Regions from separate parts of the Homo sapiens genome. Here region 2 is linked to region 1. A link is an interaction called in ENCODE POLR2A ChIA-PET data of the cell type or tissue named here. Cell type or tissue: PC-9. All regions are shown on one strand. Links, peaks and the distances in the headings refer to the core of each region. The heading gives the core; the rest is flanking DNA.

Region 1 (5,380 bases), core at 69-5,068:
AATTTTTGGAAGAAAATAACTAGATCTGTGCAAGAATTCAACAGTCTGATTACTCAGTGTTATCAATTACAAAACACCTGGCCCTGTGCCATGATATATATACTATATATCAGTATAATCAGTATAATCATACACCTTCTTGTGGGGATAAAGGGAATGAAGGGAATGTCATTTTTTTACATCACAAAGAAAAATCATGAAATTATTAATAGTTGTGAGTTGTCCACTCTGTAACTAAGGCTAACTATGAACTAATGAACTCACATGTAGTATTAATTACGGCACATATTTCATTAATGGGAACCTGCAATTCAAATTATGTTTGAGCAGGAAATATTTAACAATTTTGTAAACCTTTTTGATTGGGCCTTGAAACATGGTTTGTAGCTTTTTATTACTTCTGCTCTGTTTCTTAAATGTGGGTGGCAGTGAAATCAAGATCTCTATTCAGAACCAAAGACTGACTGTCAGGGGGTTTATCTACTTCGTAACTTGTCATTAGAAAACATGATTTCCTTCAGCTTCTCCTCGTATTTACAAGCCAATTGCTTGACTCTTCTTTGGGTCAGTGGCTAAGTAAGTTAACAAGAACAAACAACAGAAATGCTTTCTTTGAAGATATGAGACTTCAATAATAGAGTGTGAGTTAGAATAGCAATCTAATTTTATAATTGGAAGAATTCTTGTTTTTTTTTTTTTTTTTTTTTTTTTTTGAGATGGAGTCTCACTTTGTCGCCCAGGTTGGAGTGCAGCGGTGTGATCTCGGCTCACTGCAAACTTCGCCTTCCGGGTTCAAGCAATTCTCCTGCCTTAGCCTCCCAAGTAGCTGGGATTACACTGCCCAGCACTACGCCCAGCTAATTTTTTGTATTTTTACTAGAGACGGGGTTTCACCATGTTGGCCAGGCTGGCCTCAAACTCCTGACTTCGTTGTTCGCCTGCCTCCCAAAGTGCTGTAATTACAGGCATGAGCTACCGCGCCCGGCCTGGAAGAAGTATTAGATTTAGTGTCTAGTGGTTAATGGGAGAATGGGAAATCTGCATAGCTCCTGTTTGGTAGCATGAAAAACACATAATTGTAATTTCAAATATCCAAACAGGCATGTAGAATCATAGGGTCATTTGTTGAAGCTTAGTTTTCAAGGAGCAGTAAGAGTGAGGAAAAGGTGCACAGGCTTCTGTGCTTCTGATTCTGAGACTTGGTTAGAGGGCACTTGCCAGGCATGGTGACACACTCCTGTAGTCCTAGCTACGCAAGCCATATTCACTATTATCACTCTCTGGACCAATTATTGATTTGCAAGTTCCTGTGAAATGTTTTATCACCCAGTGTGTTTTGTCTGTGTACAGGAAGCACTGGATACACTGGCTAGGTGTGTGCTTTTAAGTAACATTCTTCTCTGATTCCTTTCCTTCAAAGTGGGAGATACTGGTAGCATCTACCTACCCTGCAAGGATTTAATGAGTTTTAATGACATGAGAAATGCTTAGATTTCAGGGATTTGACTAAACCCAAATACCTGGGCCATATTTTTAGCCAGGAGCCAGGGAATATTTGCACTAAGCCACTGGCTGACCCAAAACTTCTCTCTTTAAGTCATTTAGCCAAACAGCAAATTAGGGAGCCAGCAGCTCATTTTGGGGGTGATGTTTTGTATGAGAAGTTGGTGAACCCTGGGGGTAGCAGTAGGGGAGATTTCAGCATAGAGAAGAGGGGATAGTTGATTTCCTAAACCACTTCCAAATTATGTCTTCAAACAAAATAAAACTTTCCCCTTGATTTCCAAATTCCAGAATATTAGGCATAACCATAATATAAACATAACAGCATACTCTTAAACCAGAGAGAAAAATTCCAAGCTGTTCTGAATTATCTGGTTCATTTGAGATTGGACTGTATGCAATTTGGTCGTAGCAGCAGGCTCATTCTAGCAAATGCTAAGGTAGCAAACACCAGGACTGTAGGTTACTTTTCCTCACAACATTCTGGTTGTAGGTTTCCTGACACATTCATTCTGGCTGTTTTTCTTTTGCACTCTGTGGTACGAAACCTCTTAGCTCTGTGTGGGTGGTGGGCTTTTGCTTGCCAGGCAGGCAGGCACAGCCTGGTTTCCCAAATGCATTTCTCCCTGATTGCCTTCTCTATCCATTAAGCATATCTGAACTGTGTAGGATTAGCTGTGTCTTGTTCTTTCCTTTTCTTTCTTACAATCACAGGAATGAGCCAGGTGTGTGTGTGTGACTCACCCTAGCCCAGCCTGGGTGTGCTACAGCACCGGGAAATCCTGCCCTCTTGGCCTAGCGTCTTCATAGATATGTGGCTTGGCCTTCTCTCTTTGGTGCTTTTCCCTTGACAGCAAACTTGTCGTCTTTTGTCTTGAACTTTATTGCTCAGAGACCACCCTACTGCTGTCCTTTTACTTCAGATCTTCAAATTCAGTCACATACTGAGGTACTAGGGGTTTGGACTTAAGCATAAGACTTTTTAGGGGACACAAGGCAACCTGTAACATTTCTTAACATTGCCTTCCAAAGAAAATTCCTTTTGTTGGGTGTGGTGGCTCACACCTGTAATCCCTGCACTTTGGGAGGCCGAAGCAGGCAGATCGCAACATGGTGAGATTCTCTCTTTACTCAAAATACAAAAATTAGCCGGGTGTGGTGGTGTGCGCCTGTAATCCCAGCTACTCTGGAGGCCACGTGAGAATCACTTGAGCCCTGGAGGCAGAAGATGCAGTGAGCTGATCGCGCCACTGTACTCCAGCCTGGGTGACAGAGCAAGATTCTGTCAAAAAATAAAAAAGGCTGGGCGTGGTGGCTCATGCCTGTAATCCCAGCATTTTGGGAGGCTGAGGCGGGCGGATCACAAGGTCAGCAGATCGAGACCATCCTGGCTAACATGGTGAAACCCTGTCTCTACTAAAAATACAAAAAATTAGCCGGGCGTGGTGGCGGGCGCCTGTAGTCCCAGCTACTCAGGCTGAGGCAGGAGAATGGCATGAACCGGGGAGGCAGAGCTTGCAGTGAGCCAAGATTGGGCCACTGCACTCCAGCCTGGGGGACAGAGCTAGACTCTGTCTCAAAAGAAAAAAAAAAACTGGAAAAAAAAAAAAGAAAATCCTTTTTGATTTGTATGAAGCCCAAGGTATTATCATTCATCCTTTTTGTGTCCTAGGAAATCTTTGTATAACCTAAGATTGGAAGGATTATCTCTTGTGTTTCCTCTTGGAGTTTTATAATTTTTTCCCCCACATTTTGCTTGTGATCACTTTAAAAAGAAAAGCTTCACGAATTTGCATGTCATCTTTATACGGGGGCCGTGTTATCTTCTGTGTAATGTTCCAGTTTTAATATATGAGCTGCCAAGGTGAGCACTATGACCCCCCTCCTTTTTCTTCTTCTTTTTCTTTTTTTTAAAAGACAGTCTTTGAACCAGGCTGGAGGTTCACTGCAATCTCCGCCTCCGCCTTCTGGGTTCAAGCAGTTCTCCTGTCTTGGCCTCCCAAGTAGCTGGTACTACAGGCGTGCACCACCACGCCTGGCTGATTTTTGTGTTTTTTTTTTTTTTTGGTAGTTTTGTAGCCTTGCTTTATTTTCCAGGCACTTTGCAAACTCCTGAGTTCAAGTGTGATCCTCCTGCCTCGGCCTCTCACAGTGCTGGGATTGCAAGTGTGAGCCACCGCTCCCGCCAACTGCTTTTTGAGTTAATATTTGTTTGGAGCAAAGTACGGGTCAGAGGTGGTTTTGTTATTAAAAAAAAAAAAAAGAAAAGAATGTCTTTTGTTGTTGTTGTTTTAAACTCTGAAAGCATTCCCTGCCCTTTGTCAAAGAATTTCAACAGCCCTGAAAGGAATAAAGTAATAAGTTGCACTCAAGCCTGCCTAAATCCCTTGCTGGAGGAGATGCTTTTAGAGTTTTTCTGTGTATTCGTATGTGTTTATAATTTCTTTTTTTTTCTTTAATGAGGACCATACCACAATTTCAAAACTTGATTTTTTTAACTTAATTTAGTCACCACCTTTACTTCCTCTTCAAACATGGTTTTTCTTCCCATTTTCTTTCTTTATAAAGACTTTTATAATCTGTACCTTGTACCTGAGGGAATTGTGTTGTTGTTAATTTTGACTTTTATTTGCAATAAGAACTTTCGAATTGAGACCCAGTATTTGTGGCTACCTGTGTGTGTGCACACACACAACTGAAACAATTTCAGCTTAGCCTCACTCTCCGTGTTATATTGTAATCTATCCTTTTTTTCCCCCTATTTAATTTAAAAGAAAATTGCTTGTCAAGAGACCCAGCATATTGATTTCCTATTAGGGATCAGCGGTCTAGAAGTACATCTTGAACATTCACAGCTTGTCCTGAATTTAGCTGTGGGAATGTCTAAGGGTACTTTGACCAGTCCATACTACAGAGACCCTTTCTTCATGATGGTGTGGTGTGCAGGAGGGTGTTCAGGGGTGACATGATGTTCTTTTTGTCAACTTGGGACTTTGATTTCACCAGAGTAAAGAGGATCGTAGAAATCTTGCTAAGTCAAGGAAATTCTTATTTACCGCCATAGACTTTGCTCCATCACAGCGGTTCTCAAACTGTCATCTAGGGATCCCTAGATCATAGTCCCTTCCTGGGAGTTTCCAAGGCGAAAAGTAGTACCATGGTAAAAACTGAGACATTATTGTCTTCATTTTCTCACAAATGTGCAGTGGGGCTTTCCAGATACTACATGATATGTGATATTGCATCAGATTGAATTGAGTTATGAGAACTGTGTTGACTCCCGTTAAGCCAGATATTAAAGACTTTTGCAGAAGTGGAAAGCAGTGCCACTTTTCTCACAGTTTTTTCAATGTGTAAAATACAATTTTCATAAAAATTTTATTTCTGTTAACATGTAATGATTGTATAATTTTCTAAATGAATTAATATGAAATTTGTTTTAATTTCTAGTATGGTAAATATCAATGTGTATATGAAACCCAGGTAAACAGTAGCTTTTTTGAGTCCTGAAAATATGCAGTACACTTCTATGCAGCCTCTCCTAATTGCAGAAGTATCAACCCATGGTGAATTTTGTTTCATTTACACCTTTACTCTAAGTGAAGCAAATCTCAGACATTTTTTTGGGGGGTGGAAGGTGGAGACAGGGTGGAGTTCAGTGGTGGTGCCATCATAGCTCACTGTGACCTCAAACACCTGGGCTTATGCAATACTCTCGCCTCAGCCTTCTCACTAGCTAGGACCGCATGTGTGCACCACCATACCCAGCTAATTTTTATTTTTGGTAGATGGGGTCTCACTATGTTGCTCAGGCTGTCCTTGAAGTCCTGGCCCCATGCCTTAGCCTTCCAAAGTGCTGAGGTTACAGGAGTGAGCC
Region 2 (5,380 bases), core at 128-5,127, 89 kb before region 1:
TGGTCTTGAACTCCTGAGCTCAGGCAATCCACCCGCCTCAGCCTCCCAAAGTGCTGGGATTATAGGCATGAGCCACCGCGCCCGGCCATGTGGGGCTAATTTTTAATTTTTTTGTACAGATTGGGGTCTCACTATTTGCCTAGGTTGGTCTCAAACTGCTGGGCTCAAGCGATCCTCCCCAGTCTGCCTCCCAAAGCATTGAGATTAGAGATGTGAGCCACCGCACTCAATCGACTCCTCTTATAAGGACACCAGTCATCTCAGGTTGAAGCTCACCCATATGACCTCATTTTAACTTAATTACCTCTTTACAGACTCTATTTCCAAAGTCAGTCATATTCTGAGGTACTGGGGACTATGACTTCAACATACGAATTTTTGGGGGGAACAATTCAATCCAACAGCAGAAGACAGGTATCATTTGTCAGCTGAATATATCTATCCTCATCTTGAATTTTAGATTCACATTTTGTATTGAAAATGTTTGAAAAGCTGGGCATGGTGGCTCAGGTCTGCCATCCTCCAACTTTGGGATGCCAACGTGAGAGGACTGTTTGAGCCCAGGAGTTCGAGACCAGCCTGGACAATATAGCAAGACCTGTTTCTACAAAAAATAATTTTTTTTTTTTTTGAGACAGAGTCTTACTATGTCACCCAGGCTGGAGTGGAGTGGCGTGATCTCAGTTCACTGATACCTCCGCCTCCTGGGTTCAAGGGATTCTCTTGCCTCAGCCTCCCGAGTAGCTGGGACTACAGGTGCATGCCACCATGCCCAGCTAATTTTTTGTATCTTTAGGAGAGGCAGGGTTTCACCATGTTAGCCAGGATCGTCTCCATCTCCTGACCTCGTGATCTGCCCACCTAGGCCTCCTAAAGCGCTGGGATTACAGGCGTGAGCCACTGTGCCTGGCCAACAAGTTTTTGTTTTTTTAGGGTCTGTTGCTGAGGCTGGATTCGAACTCTTGGGCTCAAGGGACCCTCTGGTGCAACCTCCTGAATAGCTAGAACTACGGGTGTATGCTGCCATGCCTGGCTAACATAAAAGTATTTTATATCCGCTTTGGATAGTTCACACAAAGAGTTCTGGCTGGAAAGCCAAATAGAGATATTTTAAATGCCACTTGTTAACCATTTTCACTTCCTCAATAATTGCAACTCCTTGCTGGTAGCTGGCCTATTTGAAAGGGTACCTCAGATGCAGAGAATGATTTTTGAACAAAATGGTAAATGGCAGTATCACATGTCAATTTATGTATTTATGTATGTATGTATTTATTTTTTGAGACAGGGTCTTGCTCTGTCATCCAGGCTGGAGTGTAATGGCATGATTGTGGCTCACTGCAGCCTTGACTTTCTAGGCTCAGGTGATCCTTCCACCTTAGCTCCGTGAATAGCTGGGACTATAGGCATGAGCCACCAAGCCTGCTTAATTTATTTTTTTTGAGATGTAGTCTCACTCTGTTGCCCAGGCTGGAGTGCAGTGCTGCATGATGTCGGTTCACTGCAACCTCCGCCTCCCAGGTTCAAGCAATTCTCTGCCTCAGCCTCTGGAGTAGCTGGGATTACAGGTGCCCGCCACCATGCCCAGCTAATTTTTATATTTTTAGTAGAGATGGGGTTTCACCATCTTGGCCAGGCTGGTCTTGAACTCCTGACCTCATGATCCACCCACCTCAGCACCCCATAGTGCTGGGATTACAGGCATGAGCCACTGCACCTGGACTTTTTTTTTTTTTTTTTTTTTTAAGACATGGGGCCTCACTACATTGCCCAGGCTGGTTTTTTTTGTTTGTTTGTTTGTTTTTTTTTTTTTTTTTTTTTTTGAGACAGAATTTTGCTCTTGTTGCCCAGGCTGGAGTGCAGTGGCGCGATCTCAGCTCACCGCAACCTCCGCCTCCTGGATTCTATCAATTCTCCTACCTCAGCCTCCGGAGTAGCTGGGATTACAGGCATGCGCCACCACACCCAGCTAATTTTGTATTTTCAGTAGAGACGGGGTTTCTCCATGTTGGTCAGGCTGCTCTAGAACTCCTGACCTCAGGTGATCTGCCTGCCTCAGACTCCCAAAGTGCTGGGATTACAGGTGTGAGCCACTGCGCCCGGCACCCAGGCTGGTCTTGAACTCCGGGTTTCAAGTGATTCTCCCACCTTGGCCTCCCAAAGTGCTGGGATTATAGGCATGAGCCACCTGGTCTGGCCCATTTACTTATTTAACAAGCATTTATCTCCTATGGGACAGGTACTTTGCTGGGTAAGTGGGGAGATGTAGAGTAGAAGTAATGTGAATATGACCCTTACATCTGAGGCCTGGGAAAATCTGGGACAGTCCCAGGCATACTGACATGACTTGCGAAATCTCCAATCTCCAAGGATCTGCTCTATAGTAACTTCCAAAAATGTGGCTCCTTCCTTCTGGTTTTTCTTGCCTTCTAGGATAAGAGAATTCCAGGTTACCTGTTTTGGGTCAAAGGATGCTTTGGAGATACAAACTCTATCAACTGGGCCCCTGGTCTCACCTTCAAAAATATCAATTCAAACACTCAGAGTGCCAAAAGCATAACTGTGACCAATGTGTGTCCTATTTATATCTGTCTGTCTGGCTGTCTCTTTTGAGGTTTCTTTTTTTGTTTTTTTAGAGCTAGGGTCTTGCTCTGTTGCCCAGGCTGGAGTGCAGTGGTGCGATCATAGCTCACTGCAACCTCAAAGTTCTGGACTCAACTGATCAGTCCTCCTGCCTCAGCTCCCAAGTAGCTGTGACTATTGTGCCTTTGTGCCTGGCTAAGTTTAATACTTTTTTTTTTTTTTTGAGATGGAGGTTTTTGTTTTTTGTTTTTTGTTTTGTCTGTTGCCCAGGCTAGAGTACAATGGTATGTTCTCAGCTCACTGCAACATCTGCCTTCTGGGTTCAAGTGATTCTGCTGCCTCAGCCTTCCAGGTAGCTGGGACTAAAGGTGTGTACCACCACACCCGACTGATTTTTGTTTTTTTGTGTGTGTTTTTTTTTTTTTTTTGAGACGGAGTCTCACTCTGTCATCCAGGCTGGAGTGCAGTGGCACAATCACGGGCTCACTTCAACCTCTGCCTCGCGGGTCCAAGTGATTCTCCTGCCTCAGCCTCCCGAGCAGCGGGGGTTACAGGCACCCGCCACCACACCCGGCTAATTTTTTTTTTGTATTTTTAGTAGAGATGGGGTTTCACCGTGTTAGCCAGGATGGTCTCGATCTCCTGACCTCACGATCCGCCCGCCTCAGCCTCCGAAAGTGCTGGGATTACGTGAGCCACAGCGCACGTCCAAATTTTTGTGTTTTTAGTAGAGACGAAGTTTCGCCATGTTGGCCAGGCTGGTCTCGAACTCTTGACCTCAGGTGATATGCCTGCCTTGGCCTTCCAAAATGCTGGGACTGCAGGCATGAGCCACCGTGCCAGGCTGTAAATGTTTTGAATATAGTCATTATTTGGGGAAAAATTTGGAAACTGTTTTTCCCCTACTCACATACCACCACAATAATCATCAACACAGAAGTTTTCTGGGACCAAATGAATGGAGGTTTTCCCTATACACCAAGAAGCAGACACCAGCTGAGAGTCCTTTGATTCAATTCCAACACTATCCACCTGGGGATAGCCTCAGATCCCACAGGTTGAAGGCTCAGTCCCCAAGACTCATCCCCAACACCATTTGTAAGTCCGGGCCTGTGGAACTTCTGACCAACCAGCTTTGAGTTGGGTGGGGTTCCCATGACGCTCTCTTGGGTTTGATTAATTTGCTAGAGGGGCTCACAGAACTCGGGGAAACAATTACTTACATTTACTAGCTTATTATAAAGGATACTACAAAGGATGCAGATGAAGAAATGTGTGGGGCAAGGCATGGCGGAGAGGGTGGAGCATCCGTGCACTCCCCAGTGTGCCACTCTCCAGGAACCTCCACTTGGTCAGCTATATGGAAGCTCCCTGAACCCAGTCCTCTTGTTTTGTTTTGTTTTTTAAATTTTCTGAGATAAGGTCTCCTCTCTCTGTCCCCCAGGCTGGAGTTCAGTGACACTATCACAGTGCACTGCAGCCTTGACCTTCTGAGTTCAAGTGATCCTCCTACCTCAGCCTCCCAAGTAGCTGGTACTACAGGTACTCGCCACCACACCTAGCTAATTTCTTTTTTTTTTTGAGAGTGACTTTCGCTCTGTCACCCAGGCTGGAGTGCAATGGCACAATCTCCGCTCCCTGCAACCTGTGTCCCCCAGGTTCAAGTGATTCTCCTGCCTCAGCTTCCTGAGTAGCTGGGATTATAGTGCCAGCCACCATGCCTGGCTAATTTTTGTATTTTTATTTTTAGTAGAGATGGGGTTTCATCGTGTTGGCCAGGCTGGTCTTGAACTCCTGACCTCAGGTGATCTACCTTCCTCGGCTTCCCAAAGTGTTATGATTACAGGCATAAGCCACTGCTCCCGGACTAATTTTTTTTTTTTTTTTTTGAGAGACTGGGTCTTGCTCTGTTGCCCGGGCTAGTTTCAAACTCCTGGCCTCAAGCGATCCTCCCGCCTAGGTCTACCGGAGTGTTGAGATTATAGGTGTAAGCCACTTTGCCAGGACCCTCTTGGATTTTTATGGAAGCTTCATGAATCCAGCATTCCTTCCCCTAGGGTATATATGGTGGACCCTTTAAGACCCAGAATCCGAAAGATGAGGGGTGGGGGAAGCCCTGGCGAGGTGGCTCATGCCAGTAATCCTAGCATTTCGGGAGGCCAAGGCCGGAGGATTGCTTGAACTCAGGAGTTTCAGGCCACAGGGAGCTATGATTACACAACTACACTCCAGCCTGGGCAACTGAGTGAGACCTTGTCTCAAAAAAGTAAAAAGAAAAAAGAAAAGCAGATTAGTGTCTTGCACTGGGGCAGGTGAAAGAAGGGCAGGAGAAGCCGGGCACGGTGGTTCACACCTGTAATCCCAGCACTTCGGGAGGCTGAGGCGGGCGGATCACCTGAGGTCGAGAGTTCGAGAGTTCGAGACCAGGCTGACCAAAATGGAGAAACCCCGTCTCTACTAAAAATACAAAATTAGCCGGGCATGGTAGCACATGGCTGTAATCCAGCTACTTGGGAAGCTGAGGCAGGAGAATCGGTTGAACCCAGGAGGCGGAGGTTGTGGTGAGCCAAGATTTGGAGCCATTGCGCTCTAGCCTGGGCAACAAGAGTGAAACTCCATCTCAAAAAAAAAAAAAAAAAATAGGCAGGAGAAAGTCAGAGAGCAACTGTTTCCTGAGGCCTGTCCCTGAGACCTAGCAAGCCCAACATTATAACAAGAGATTATAACAAAGGCTATGGGAATAGGCCTGGCGAGGTGGCTGAGACCTGTAATCCTAGCACTTTGGGAGGCCAAGGCC

Evidence for each region. Peaks named below come from ENCODE experiments on the same cell type or tissue, not always from the same donor. Only the 100,000 strongest peaks of a DNase experiment are listed, where the experiment ranks them.
Region 2: POLR2A ChIA-PET joins it to region 1 with 9 read pairs; 11 of 35 experiments call an interaction of 5 or more read pairs at or near these places.

The regions. Positions count from the first base shown.
Region 1 is chr6:15,321,098-15,326,477 of GRCh38, forward strand. The region is part of intron 1 of JARID2 (jumonji and AT-rich interaction domain containing 2); the gene reads left to right. It also overlaps the pseudogene RNU6-645P. Among named protein-coding and RNA genes, the nearest start is that of JARID2-AS1, 75 kb to the left of the region's middle. RefSeq lists an enhancer at 2,322-2,371. In PC-9, for the core only: no CTCF peak of the experiment used is centred there; a DNase peak (open chromatin) is centred at 2,234; H3K27ac peaks cover 2,225 bases.
Region 2 is chr6:15,231,909-15,237,288 of GRCh38, forward strand. No RefSeq gene overlaps it. Among named protein-coding and RNA genes, the nearest start is that of JARID2-DT, 11 kb to the right of the region's middle. In PC-9, for the core only: no CTCF peak of the experiment used is centred there; no DNase peak of the experiment used is centred there.